Linked DNA regions of Homo sapiens: region 2 is linked to region 1. A link is a contact called in ENCODE Hi-C or POLR2A ChIA-PET data. All regions are on one chromosome and are shown on one strand. Each heading gives the region's core, a stretch centred on a gene start or an enhancer-like site at or near the end of the contact. The rest is flanking DNA. Distances are from core to core; before and after follow the strand shown.

Evidence for each region. Hi-C counts contacts between places; a loop is a spot of excess contacts on that map. ChIA-PET counts read pairs that join two places held with the same protein, here RNA polymerase II (POLR2A). Pooled maps may share reads with other maps.
Region 2: a pooled map shows a loop between it and region 1 (2.6-fold over the local background). The contact joins two enhancer-like sites. A Hi-C loop is called at or near these places in 6 of 168 maps with a recorded cell type or tissue (Caco-2, K562, MCF 10A and 3 more), 1 of 37 single-sample maps with no recorded cell type and 9 of 50 pooled maps. POLR2A ChIA-PET finds 5 or more read pairs at or near these places in 6 of 52 experiments (H1, HepG2, Panc1 and 3 more).

Annotation. Positions count from the first base shown.
Region 1 is chr2:47,318,353-47,324,901 of GRCh38, forward strand. All of the region lies in intron 3 of EPCAM-DT (EPCAM divergent transcript), which reads right to left. Among named protein-coding and RNA genes, the nearest start is that of BCYRN1, 14 kb to the right of the region's middle. RefSeq lists a silencer at 4,818-5,112 and enhancers at 4,818-5,112, 5,094-5,253. Within about 2 kb of position 4,924, at least 3 of the 41 ENCODE cell types and tissues checked have a DNase peak (open chromatin) inside an H3K27ac peak, as active enhancers do.
Region 2 is chr2:47,116,653-47,123,355 of GRCh38, forward strand. The region is part of intron 5 of STPG4 (sperm-tail PG-rich repeat containing 4); the gene reads right to left. Among named protein-coding and RNA genes, the nearest start is that of STPG4, 35 kb to the right of the region's middle. Within about 2 kb of position 2,524, at least 3 of the 41 ENCODE cell types and tissues checked have a DNase peak (open chromatin) inside an H3K27ac peak, as active enhancers do.

The DNA.
Region 1 (6,549 bases), core at 3,674-6,173:
CGACCACGGTGATCCACCCGCCTCGGCCTCCCAAAGTGCTGGGATTACAGATGTGAGCCACCGCACACAGCCTACATTTTATTATTAAAAATCATCTTTTTTTGCTGGGCACCGTGGCTCATGCCTATAATCCCAGCACTTTAGGAGGCCAAGGCAGGTGGATCACTTGAGGTCAGGAGTTTGAGACCAGCCTGGGCCAACATGCCCATCTCTACTAAAAATACAAAAATTAGCCGGGCGTGGTGACACACACCTGTAATCCCAGCTACTTGTGAGGTTGAGGCAGGAGAATGGCTTGAACCTGGGAGGCGGAGTTTGCAGTGAGCTGAGATCAGGCCACGGCACTCCAGCTTGGGCGACAGAGAGAGATTCCATCTCAAAAGATAAAATTATCTTTTCTTCGTTTTTACTACAAAAGCAAGGCATGTTAATTTGCTGAAAACCCAAAGAAGCAAAAAGAAAACATAAAAAACACCATAACCCTACCATCAGCATATTTACAATAAACAACGACTTGTTGAGTAGTATAAGCCAGAAAATGTGATCAGCCTATTATGTTATTTTTAAATTTAATCCTCACAACCTATAGATACTATTTAAATCACCATCCAGCATGTGATTAAACAAGGCCGGGCGCAGTGGCTCACACCTGTAATCCCAGCACTTTGGGAGGCGGGTCACTTGAGGCCAGGAGTTGGAGACCAGCCTGGCCAACATGATGAAACCCCATCTCTACTAAAAATACAAAATTTAGCTGGACACGGTGGCACATGCCTGTAATCCCAGCTACTTGGGAGGCTGAGGCAGGAGAATCACTTGAACCCGGGAAGTGCCAGTTGCAGTGAGCCAAGATGGCGCCACTGCACTCCAGCCTGGATGGCAGAGTGAGACTGTCTCAAAAATAAAAATAAATTAAAAATTTAAAAATTTTTAAAAAACATATGATTAAACAAAATTTCAGAGAGGTTAGGTATCCTGCCCAAGTTCACACAGCCAGTGAGGAGCCCAGCTGGGATTTGCACCCAGGTCTGTCAACTTGAACTGTAAAGATTTATTCCCTATTTAGAGGCTTGTTTTTTGTTTCTTGTTTTTTGTTTGAGACGGAGTCTCACTCTGACGACCAGGCTGGAGTGCAATGGCACAATCTCGGCTCACTGCAACTTCTGCCTCCTGGGTTCAAGTGATTCTCCTGCCTCAGACTCCCGAGTAGCTGGGATTACAGGTGCGTGCCACCATGGCCAACTAATTTTTGTATTTTTAGTAGAGATGGGGTTTCACCATGTTGGCCAGGCTTGTCTTGAACTCCTGGTCTCAAGTGATCCGCCTGCCTCAGCCTCCCAGAGTGCTGGGATTACAGGCATGAGCCACTGCGCCTAGCTATTTAGAGGTTTTCAGGAAGCTGAGAGGGTATTTGGGAGCCAAGAGCTGTTTCTGGGGCCCAGAAGTATCCATCTTTCAGCAGTCTCAGCTCAGGAGTTCCCTGCCTGGCTGGCTATCCCTGGCCATCCCCGGCTGCACCCACCTGCCCGCCAGCCTTTCTCAGTTGCATCATCCTTACTGGCTGCAACTGCAATATATTCGCCTGTAGCCCTGTGGGGGCTACTACAGAACACAAACAGAGCCCTGGCTGGTGAGACTGCTGACACAAGAGCCAGAGGCTTTGCTCCTTTTTTTTTTTTTTTTTTTTTTTGAGACAGAGTCTCCCTCTGTTGCCCAGGCTGGAGTACAGTGGTGCAATCTCAGCTCACTGCAACCTCTGCCTCCGGGTTCAGGTGATTCTCATGCCTCAGCCTCCTGAGTAGCTGGGATTACAGTCATGCGCCACCACACCCAGCTAATTTTTGTATTTTTAGTAGAGATGGAGTTTACCCATGCTGGTCAGTCTGATCTGGAACTCCTGATCTCAAACGATCCGCCCGCCTCAGCCTCCCAAAGTGCTGGGATTACAGGCATTAGCCACCACGCCCAGCCCCATCACTACTTTGTAAACTGACGGGCAAGTCCCTTGAGAATCCCCATCTCTCACAGAAGTAATAGCAATTAGTTTTTCCTGTGGTTCTGAAGGAAGTAAAGTATTATATACAAGACCACCCAGATAGTTTAAATGCCATATAACATGGAATATAATGTTACTGAGATAACTAAAGGCAAAAATAACCTGTATATAACATGCTTACAATGTTCAAAGGGTAGCTGATGACTTTAGATTTGAGAACACACGCAGGCAGACCCATCAATACCCAAGGAATACCTTAGTCACAGAATAGGAATAGGCAAATGCATATTGATCAGAAAATGTACCTGACATGCAAACCCAGAACAGGTGAGTTTGATGTGGCAATGGACGGAGGAAAGCTGGAACCCTGAGGTTAAGACTGAGATTGGGCTGGAGTCCGGAGAGTCTGGGCTGAGGGTAGAATTCCCACTTATTATGGGATCCAGTGGGACCCTTCATAGAAGAGGCTGAGTTTCATAATCCTGGTCTATCTGATTTGGAGAGTTCCTGGAATCTGGGGAGACACCCCACAGGCTTTGTCTGAGGACTATTTGCAGTTCTTTGAACCTCAGAATAGGAAGACTGAAGTGAGAACTCAGAGCAGAGAGTAAGCCAAGGCTACTTTGAATGCTCAAAACCAGGGAATGGGTCCTACTGCTTTCCAAGTGTAAGCATGGCCAGCCCAACCAGCCCAGAGCCCTCAAAGTCAAGCCCCTCACTGGTCAGCCTCATGGCATTCTTGATCTAATGCCCTGTGGCTTTAAACTGCCAGCTTTTGCAAAAGGAAGAAGAAAGTCCTGTATTTCTTCTGGACTCCTACAGGCTCTTTGAAACAATGCTGTTTCTGTTTGAGATGATGATACCCTGAAAGCACCTGTGCACTCCTGCAACTTGTCATGTGCCCATTGAATAACAAATTGACCAACTGACATTCTTAGAGACGCCACTGAAGACCTAGTGCTGGGTTGGACCTATGGGGAGACCCAGAGGTTCATAACTCTGTCTCTGCCCTCAAGGAGTTTAGCATCCAGGGATTTAGGTGGTATTTGGGTCACTTTGGACCTCACCATGGGCACAGGAAAAAAATCCAGGAAATGTCTTCCTCAGTGTCAGCCTGAGCAAAATAATGCCCCAGCTGACATTTCTGTGTCTAGAAATGTTTACACAGGGATTGCACTGTGCAGAGCACTATACCACATGGATTTGCCTTTGTAGGTTGTACTATACTTGCACATTTCCAAGGGCTGAGGAAGGGAAGGTGAGAAACGTGGTGATGAGCCCCACTGTGGCCAGCACTGTGCCAAGCGATCTTTAAAGGTGGTGGTTTTAGCCTTACAACCACCTGGGTGGCCAGTATCTTCATTCTCACTCTGCAGTGGAGAGATTACAGCTTTAGATACTGAATGCTGTGGCTCAGGGGGCTGGGGCTGACAGTGCACCCTCGTAAGCCAGTGGGGAAGAAGTCTGGCGGCAAGGTAGCTGGCAGCTTAGGAAGCACCTGGGCTGCTTGCTAAGGAGTGGGACTTTCTTCCAGAAGCTACAGGGGGCCCAGTACAGTAGTGAGAGAGCCATCTGATCAAATCTGTTGGAAAGCTGCCTGGCAGCTGTGTGAGGGCTGGGTGGGGAAGGGGGAGGAAAGATTGCAGAATGAGATCAGAGAGAGGACTATGGAAGGACAAATCTGTTTTCCCTCCTCCCCCTATCCCATGCATACCGAATAACAGTCTCTAGAATCAAAACAAGCATTTTATTTTATTTTGTTTTTCAAGACAGTGTCTCAATCTGTCACCCAGGCTGGAGTGCAGTGGCATAATCTCGGCTCACTGCAACCTCTGCCTCCTGGGTTCAAGTGATTCTCCTGCCTCAACCTCCCGAGCAGCTGGGACTAGAGGTGAGTGTCACCACACCTGTCTAATTTTTGTATTTTTAGTATAGATTAGGTTTCACCATGTTGGCTGGCTGGTTTCGAGCTCCTGACCTCAAATGATCCTCTTGCCTCAGCCTCTCAAAGTGCTGGGATTATAGGCATGAGCCACTGCGCCTGGCCAAAGCAAGCATTTTAATAACCCATTTTAAAATTTTAGACCCAAGTCAGTGACCCCTGTATTAATTTCGGTAATCAAAAGTTGGCTAAATTGAGCCAGCTGAGTGAGACAAGGTTGTGCACTCAGCACTACCCTGGCAGGTGGCTGCTAGGAAGACATGCTAGAAAAGATTGGCCATCGTGACAAAGGGAGAGCAGGTGAAGGCACTGACGGGGTTTGGGATTTAGGCAGACCTGAGGTTGATTTCTGGCTTAGCCATTTACTAGTCATGAAACATTGAAAACATCATTTAATCTCTCCGATTTTCTTTACTTCATCTTTAAAATAAGGGTCAGCTGGGTGTGCTGGCTCACACCTGTAATCCCAGTACTTTGGGAGGCTGAGGCAGGAGAATCACTTGAGCCCTGGAGTTCGAGACCAGCCTAGGCAACACAGTGAGACCCCCCCCCCCCCGCCAATCTTTACAAAAAAAATACAAAAATTAGCCAAGTGTAGTGGTGTGCACCTGTAGTCCCAGTTATTTGGGAGGCTAAGGCGGGAGGATTACTTGAGCCCCGGAGGTCAAGGCTGCAGTGAGCCCTGATCACTATATTCCAGCCTGGACAACAGTGAGACCCTGTCTCAAAAACTACACTACACTACACTACACACTACACTACACTACACTACACACTACACTACACTACACTACACTACACTACACTACACTACACCACACTACACCACACTACACTACGGGTCATCAACTTTCTCTTGCATGATTGCACGAGTACTATATTCAAAGTGACTAGCACACCAGTGGTGCTTGGTAGGGACTAGCTAAAATATCCTCATTCCGACCTGGGAGCCACAGTGATGGCGCACATCTGCCTGGCCCCTTCCTGTGGAGCAACACTGCCCTTCAGTGGCTAAACAGTGAATGACAGGTGTGCCGGCTGCTCCCACCCAGCCCTGCATTCCACACGTCAGAAGAGTTGTTTAAGGGTCAGACCTGCCGCATGTACTTTTCACAAAGTTGGAGCCCTACCTTGGCCAGCAGGTGACAGGTCCCACTGTCCCCAGGACAGGGCGAACTCAAGGCCAGTGGATTCTGAATCTTGGGCTGGGAAGAAAACACAAGCTCAAGTAGTCTTGGAACAGCTCTCTAGAGATGGCCATGACCTCCAACCCACTCCACCCTAGCCACAAGAATAGTGTAAATGAAAAGCAAATGCCAGTGGCACATTCTGGCACCCCTTGGCAAAACAAGGAAGGAAGCCATTCCACAAACACTTAGCGGGCACCGTCCAGGCCTCTGGGTCCGTGCTAGGCTGCAGATACCATGGCCAACAAAAAGGAAGCTGACTATTTAGTTGGGAGAAGGACATTAATGAAACAATCACCCAGATACGTAATTGCAGACTATAACAAGGATCTGAAGGGAAGGCTCAGGGTGCTGACTCCATCCAGGACAAGATAAGGAGTGCTCCTTGGTGCTACTGTGGGCTTCATGAGCACCTCCTGGTGAAGCCACTGCCCCTGGGGCCTGTGCACACTGTGGACATTGAAATGCTCACTGCTTCTGGAAGTGGGCTGATGTGGCTCTGGGCTGTCTACGCCTCCAGCTGGTAGATAGGAGTCAGGGAAGTCACCAAAAGATGAATAGGCATTAGTAAGTACTGGTGGAAACCCAGGAGCGGGAATGCCATGCTCAAAGGCTCTGAGGTGGGCCCGGCACAGTGGCTCACACCTGTAATCCCAGCACTTTGGGAAGCCGAGGCAGGAGGATGGCTTGAGCCCAGGAGTTCGAGACCAGCCTGGGCAACATGGCAAAACCCTGTCTCTACAAAAAAAAAAAAAAAATAGCTGGGTATAGCAGTGTGCACCTGTAGTCTCAGCCACTCAGGAGGCTGAGATGGAGGATTGCCTGAGCCCAGGACGTAGAGGCTGCAGTGAACTGTGATTGTGCCACTACACTCCAGCCTAGACAACAGAGCAAGACCCTGCCAAAAAAAAAAAACAACAAACAAACAAAAAAACAAAAAGGCCCCGAGGTGGGGTCCCATGGGGATATCTTTAAGGAAATGTGTCTGGAGCTCAGAAACCCAGAACAAGAGTAGTGCAGGTGACACTAGGGCAGTAGGCAGGGCAAGGCCTTAGGCACTGGGGGGCAATATCAGGGGTGTGGTCTTGATCCTAAGACAGTGGGACACCACAGACAATGCTCCTGCCTCCCTGCCAGCTGTCCTCCTTCAGGGATAAGGCCCCTTTTGCTGCCTCCCTCCTCCCCTCACTGCCCAGGGTGCCTCCATCAAGTCTTCTCTGGATTTCATCCTTTTCTCCCAACTCCCAGTAACATCCTCTCAAATTAAGTCTGGGATTTTTTTTCTTCCTCCCTTCTTACCACAGTAAAATTCTGTTAGATAAAAACTAGCATTTAAAACCATACTCCAGGGCAGGTTCAGTGGCTCACACCTGTAATCCCAGCATTTTGGGAGGCTGAGGTGGGCGGATCACCTGAGGTCAGGA
Region 2 (6,703 bases), core at 1,274-3,773, 200 kb before region 1:
ACCCTAATTCTTGTCTCATTTATGTTCCTGGGAGCATGGCGGAGAAGGGGAGAGAATCTGATAGGTCACTAATGCCTTAGTATGAACTTGATCAATATTTTCCTCATTTTGGGAGCTTATGCATTTAGAAGAGGACATGTGAAAAGGCAAAATCCTCCACAAAACATTTCTCAACAGTTAAATCAAGGGTGGTATATGTCAACTCTTGGGCTCTCATATCCTACCTGTGGAGTTTCAGGCATTGCTGCAGTGAGTGAGAAAGATATAAATACAAATTTCCCTTCCTGGGCCCCTCAACTAATGAATACCTTATGGAAAGGCTCTTGGACCCAAAAGCTGAGAGGACACCTAGCGCTTTGGTTTATTTGATTTTTGCTTAGGATGTAGGCTCCGAGAAATGGGTATGGGTGCCCCTTGCCTTAACCAAGCTTTCTCTTCACCCATGCCCTCTTCTCCTTCCTCTACCTAGGGTCGGGCACTTGCTGGGAAGCTTATCAAGCAAATGTATTGCTAAGTTTTGGAGGTGGCTGTTGGAACAAAGAAGATGCATGTGGTTTTTTGTTTTTGTTTTTTTGAGAAGGACTTTCGCTCTTGTTGCCCAGGCCAGAGTGCAATGGCACTATCTCAGCTCACTGCAACCTCCTCCTTCTGGGTTCAAGTGATTCTCCTGCCTCACCCTCCCGAGTAGCTGGGATTAGAGGCATGCACCACCACACCTGGCTAATTTTGTAATTTTAGTAGAGATGGGGTTTCTCCATGTTGGTCAGGCTGGTCTTGAACTCCTGACCTCAGGTGATCTGCCTGCCTCGGCCTCCTAAAGTGCTGGGATAACAGGCATGAGCCACCATGCCCGGCCCAACAGATAATGTTAAATTGAGTCATCAGTGTCTAATTTGGGGCGCCATGTTTCAAGTTCCCACATTAGCCAGACACACACCTTGTGAATCACAGACTCTCATTTAATATGTATAAGTTTGTGTGTGCTTGCGTGTATACACATTGGTTGGATAACTGACCTTAGACTATCCCTGCCCTGTTGAAGCACAAAGAGAGCATTGATAAAATGTCTCACTTGCCTTTGTATCAACAATGCCTACTTGGCATAGGGTGTCACACACATAAGCATCCAAAATGATTTCTGGAACAGATGAAAGAACTTGCATATGAACTCATTCTACTGCAAAGGGGTCAAGTGGGGAAACCTGGCCTCATGATCAAGCCTCAGTTATCAGGGGGAAGTTGTCACTTTAGAGATAGTACAACATATATATATATATATTTTTTTTTTAATAGAGATGAGGTCTTGCTCTGTTGCCCAGGCTGGTCTTGAACTCTTGGTCTCAAGGGGTCCTCCCACCTTGGCCTCCCAGCATGTTGGGATTATATGGTTAAGCCACTGCACCTGGTCTGACAGCACAATATTGACTACTTGGCTTTAGGTTTTAAGCGAGTTGCTTACGTCAGGGTCCCCAACCCCCAGGCTTCATAGGAGGAGGTGAGGGGTGGGCGAGCAAGGGAGTGAAGTTTCATCTGTATTTATAGCCACTCCCCATCACTCGCATTGCTGCCTGAGCTCCAGCTCCTATCAGATCAGCGGCAGCATTAGATTCTCATAGGAGCAGGAACCCTATTGTGAACCGCACATGCAAGGGATCTAGGTTGTGCACTCCTTATGAGAATCTAATGCCTGATGATCTGTCACTGTCTCCCATCACCCCCAGATGGGACTGTCTAGTTGCAGGAAAACAAGCTCAGGGCTCCCTCTGATTCTACATTATGGTGAGTTGTATAATTATTTCATTATATATTACAATGTAATGATAATAGAAATAAGGTGCACAATAATGTAATGCACTTGAATCATCCCGAAACCATTCCCCACTCCAACCCTGGTCCATGGAAAAACTGTCTTCTGTGAAACCAGTCCCTGGTGCCAAAAAGGTTGGGGACCGCTGCACTAAGTGGTAAGACAGCTCAAAGCCCAGCTTTTGAGGTCACCAAAAAACTAAGCCCTGACTCTATCTCTTAATAGTTGTGTGACCTTGAGCAATTAATGGCCACTTCCTGACCTGTCAAATAGAGATGATAAATTAATACTATCTCCCCAAGTTATGAGGATTACATGAGACAGTCTATGTCAGTCACTGAACATTGCACCTGGCACCAGAAGACACTAAACGGGTGGTAGTCAAGATCATTATCAAAGTTAACCCTACTACATGCTGTAGTTGATTTATAAAGTTTCTTCCAGTTTTAACAATCCTTCACACTTCCATAACTATGAAGCTAATTTTTAGAACAATTAAACTGAATGATAAAATCAACCAAATGAGTTTTCGTATAAAAGCTGAATGGCACATTATAATGTCCTAAGGATTACAGCATTTATCACACGAAGGTTTGAGACATTGTTCTCTCAGCAAACATTGCTTCTTTACCACACCCACACTGCACGCCACCATCTCCCACTGCTGGGATCAAAAGAGTTTCCTCTCTGCAGTTCACAAGTTTGTGGATCTAAACCAAATCCATAAGTCTGCTCTGGGAATGCATGTTTAAGACAGACATGAATCACAGCCCTGGGCTGTTACTTTGCCTTGGAACATTTTCCATAAAAGTATTCTTTTTACTTTTTCAAAGGACAGGATGTTCCAAATCAGTGAATCACTTTTATTTATAAAATGGAATGGATGAGGTGATATCAGTAAAAGTGGCAGAGTAAGCATCTCCCAAAATCTCCTCCATAAAAGCAATAGAACAATGGCAGAAATGGTCACAATCAACTACCTTCTGCTATTTCACATACCAAGTAGATTGTCCTGCCTGAATTATTTTTCAGTTGTTCTGTACTAATAGTAAACAAATCATTATTAACTCACAGCCTTCATTTAAAAGCATGCATTTCAAAGGAAATACAATATCATGCAGTGGAGAAAAAACTTGGTGTCCTAACTGCTTGCTTCCAAAGCCAACTGAACACATGCATTTATCTCCATTCTTTTCCCATCAAATAAAAAAAGACGTAACTATTGTAGAACAGACTAGGGGCTGCTCACCCAGTGCAGTAAGACCAGATACCTAAAGTGAGGTTTGTAGTAGAAAACGGGAAGGCATTTATTTGCAGGGCACCAAGCAAGGAGGGCCAGACAGCTAATGTTTAAGTCCTGACCTCCGCAGTGGCTTGCAGGTAAGAATTTTTAAGGGTAGGGCTAAATGTGGGGAAAGCAGACATTACAGGCAAAATTGTAAATTATATATGGAGGTTATACATTGGTTTTATTTAGCCTAAAAGGGTGACATTGCATGAACCAAGGGCTTACAGGTCATAGGTACATTTAAAGATTTTCTGATTTGCAGTTGGATAAAAAAGAGGCTTGGTTTAAAAATTGGGGGCCAGGCCAGGGGCGGTGGCTCATGCCTGTAATCCCAGCCCTTTGGGAGGCTAACGTGGGTGGATCACTTAAGGTCAGGAGGTCAAGATCAGCTTGGGCAATATGTTGAAACCCCTTCTCTACTAAAAATACAAAAATTAGCTGGGCGTGGTGGCCCACACCTGTAATCCCAGCTACTAGGGAGGCTGAGGCAGGAGAATCACTTGAACCCGGGAGGTGGAGGTTGCAGTGAGCCGAGATTGTGCCGCTGCACTCCAACGTGGGCGACAGAGTGAGACTCTGTCTCAAAAACAAAAACAAAAAACAAACAAACTGGGGACCAGCAGAAAAGAATGTTAGCTCTGGCTTGTGGGTGTGACTTTTTCCAGGTCCCACCTGAAAGAAATTTAGGATAAGAATGTGGTCCCAGCTATTCAGGAGGCTGAAGCAGGAGAATGGCGTGAACCTGGGAGGTGGAGCTTGCAGTGAGCTGAGATCACGCCACTGCACTCCAGCCTGGGCGAAAGAGCAAGACTCCGTCTCAAAAAAAAAAAAGAATGTGGTTAGAGTTTAGTCCCAGTTCCCCCTTATTTGACATCTATGGACCTGGCACATTCATTTGGTGGGGGTCCGGGTTTCAGTCATATGTTAAGAGGTCATAGGGGTAGCAAACATCCTGTGATTTTAGTGTTCTTGGCTATTGTTTTTGGCTACTGTTATCTTTTTTTTATTAAGTTATTTACTTCTCAGGGCTAGCTATCAATAGGTATCTGAAAAAATTTTTGAAGGAATTTAAAATATAAAAAACATTTATGTTTGGTGGGGCATCCAGGTCCCTAAGAGGGGGTTCCTGTTCTATCTCACCCTACCCCCGCAACACACAACTATACATACACATACACAAAGAGCCAAGAGAGAGACAGCAGTCAACATGAGAGAATGACATATTTTTGGAAGATGTGAAGCAGTTTGGAGGAATAGTAGCTGACCTGGCAGTGTAGAGAAGGCAGAAGCGTAAATCCTTGCAGAGGACTTGCGAAGGAGAAGCAAGCTGATTTGCTCCACAGAACACAAGAAAAGCTGGGGAATTTAAGGCATCAGGCACCTGTGCGGTGGGGGTGGGGGTAGATCTGAAAGCAGAAGGTCTGGTTGAATATTTTTACTTCAGGTCCGTCTCCCCTCACCCCTAGCTGTCAGGCAACTCCCCTTCCCATATCCCTACAGGAGACAGGGAGTTTAGTTCTGAGGGGACTGCACCACAGATCTGGACTCAGGAGCCCCAAGCACTGTGAGGATGTGGGCCTTTACTGAAAACTGGAATTAAGTGAACTTCTACACACTGAATGATGAGACCACAGGCCCCTCCCTCCACTCAGCTCCCAGAACACTGACAGCTGGCTTAAACCCCAGGCAGGAAGCTGATGAGTCGTTTTGAATCAACTGACATATCCTAGAAAAAAGACCTACAGATACGGATATTTATGGGCTATCAAAGGAAAAGCCAGGTCCTTATCCCACCCATCCAGTATGAAACCCACCTGGAGATAATCCCCACCTGTATTCATTCACTATGACTGCTATAACAAATTACTACAAATTCAGTGTCTTAAACAAACAAATTTATTCTCTCATAGTTCTAGGGTCTGAAGTCTGAGTCAGTTTCACTGGGCTAAAATTATATGTCAGCAGGGCCATGCTCCCTCCAGAGGATCTAAGGGAGAAGCTGTTCCTTACCTCTTTCAGCTTCTAGTGGCTGCCAGCATTTCTTGACTTGTGGCTGCACCACTGTAATCTTTGCTTCTATATTTGAATTGCCCTCTCCTCGTGTGTGTGTGTGTGTGTGTGTGTGTGTGTGTGTGTGTGTGTAATCTCATTCTTCCCCACCCTGGAGTACAGGATAATCTCCCCATCCCAAAATCCTTAGCCACATCTGCAAAATCTCTGCCATGTAAGGTAACATCCATAGATTCCAGGCATTAGGGCATAGACATATCTTTGGGGGCTATAATTTAGCCTTCTATACCACCCACATACAGAGAGCTTTCAATCAGCCTTTTAGTCTCTCACACACTTAAATGTTAGTGAGATCAAAAGATTTTTCACCTTGTAATCTGAATTTATTTATGAATTGTCTATTTATGTCCTTTATCTGTTTTACTTTTCTGTTGTTTTTCCTATAGATTGTTATGATAATTTTATAGATAATGCTATTAATCCTTTATCTGTTAGGAATGTTGAAAATACTTTTCCTAGTCTACATTTGCCTGTTAACTTTGTTTGCAGTTTGTTTTCTGATATACAAAGCATTTTTAATGTTATATAATCAAATCTAGTATTTATTTTCCTTTGAAATTTCTTCCATTGCTATTATCTCAGAAAGTTTGCTTATCCTTAGATATATACTAATATATTTTCTCCTGGTTTAATGGCTTCAAAAGTATCAAATTTTTTAATCAATATGAAATTTATTTTAATGTGTGCTATGAAGTGAGAATCTAACACCTTTTCCAAGTTATTTAATAATAAGTTACCTAACATATCTTTTCCTTTCCCTACTGACTTGTCATACCATCTTTATCAAATATAAAAATCTTGTATTAATAAAAAAATCTTGTATTAATATATTCTAGGATCTGTTTCTGAGCTCTGTTCAGTTTTCTCAATTTTTTTTTTTGCAGATGTTTGCTATGCGGTCTTTTTTGATCCTGAGTTTGTAACTACAAATAAATTATAGTGCATCAAACTATCCCAAAACAATTTTATATTTTATTTCTGTTTTTTGTTTGTTTGTCTGTTTGTTTTGTTTTTGTTTTTGTTTTTGAGTCTGAGTCTCACTCTATTGCCCAGGCTGGAGAGCAGTGGTGTGATCTTGGCTCACTGCAACCTCCGCCTCCCGGATTCAAGCCATTCTCCTGCCTCAGCCTCCTGAGTAGCTGGGATTACAGGCGCATGCCACCACGCCCAGCTAATTTTTGTATTTTTAGTAGAGACGGGGTTTCACCATGTTGGCCAGGTTGGTCTCAAACTCCTGACCTCAAATGATGCGCCTGCCTCAGCCTTCCAAAGTGCTGGGATTACAGGCGTGAGCCACTGTGCCCAGCCAATTTTATATTTTCTTATTCTTTCAGATGATTTATATAATTATTTATTTTTTTGACATCCTACTGACTAGCTATTTATCTAAAAGAGTTCATTTTTTATCATAACTCATGGTCATGCATTTGGAAATATTTAGAAATAGAAAAGCATTTTCATATCTTTAAAAGGAAAGAAACAGAGAGGTGCTTCCTTTTTGTTAATACCATGATCTATTGAATATCTCTAGCGATTTA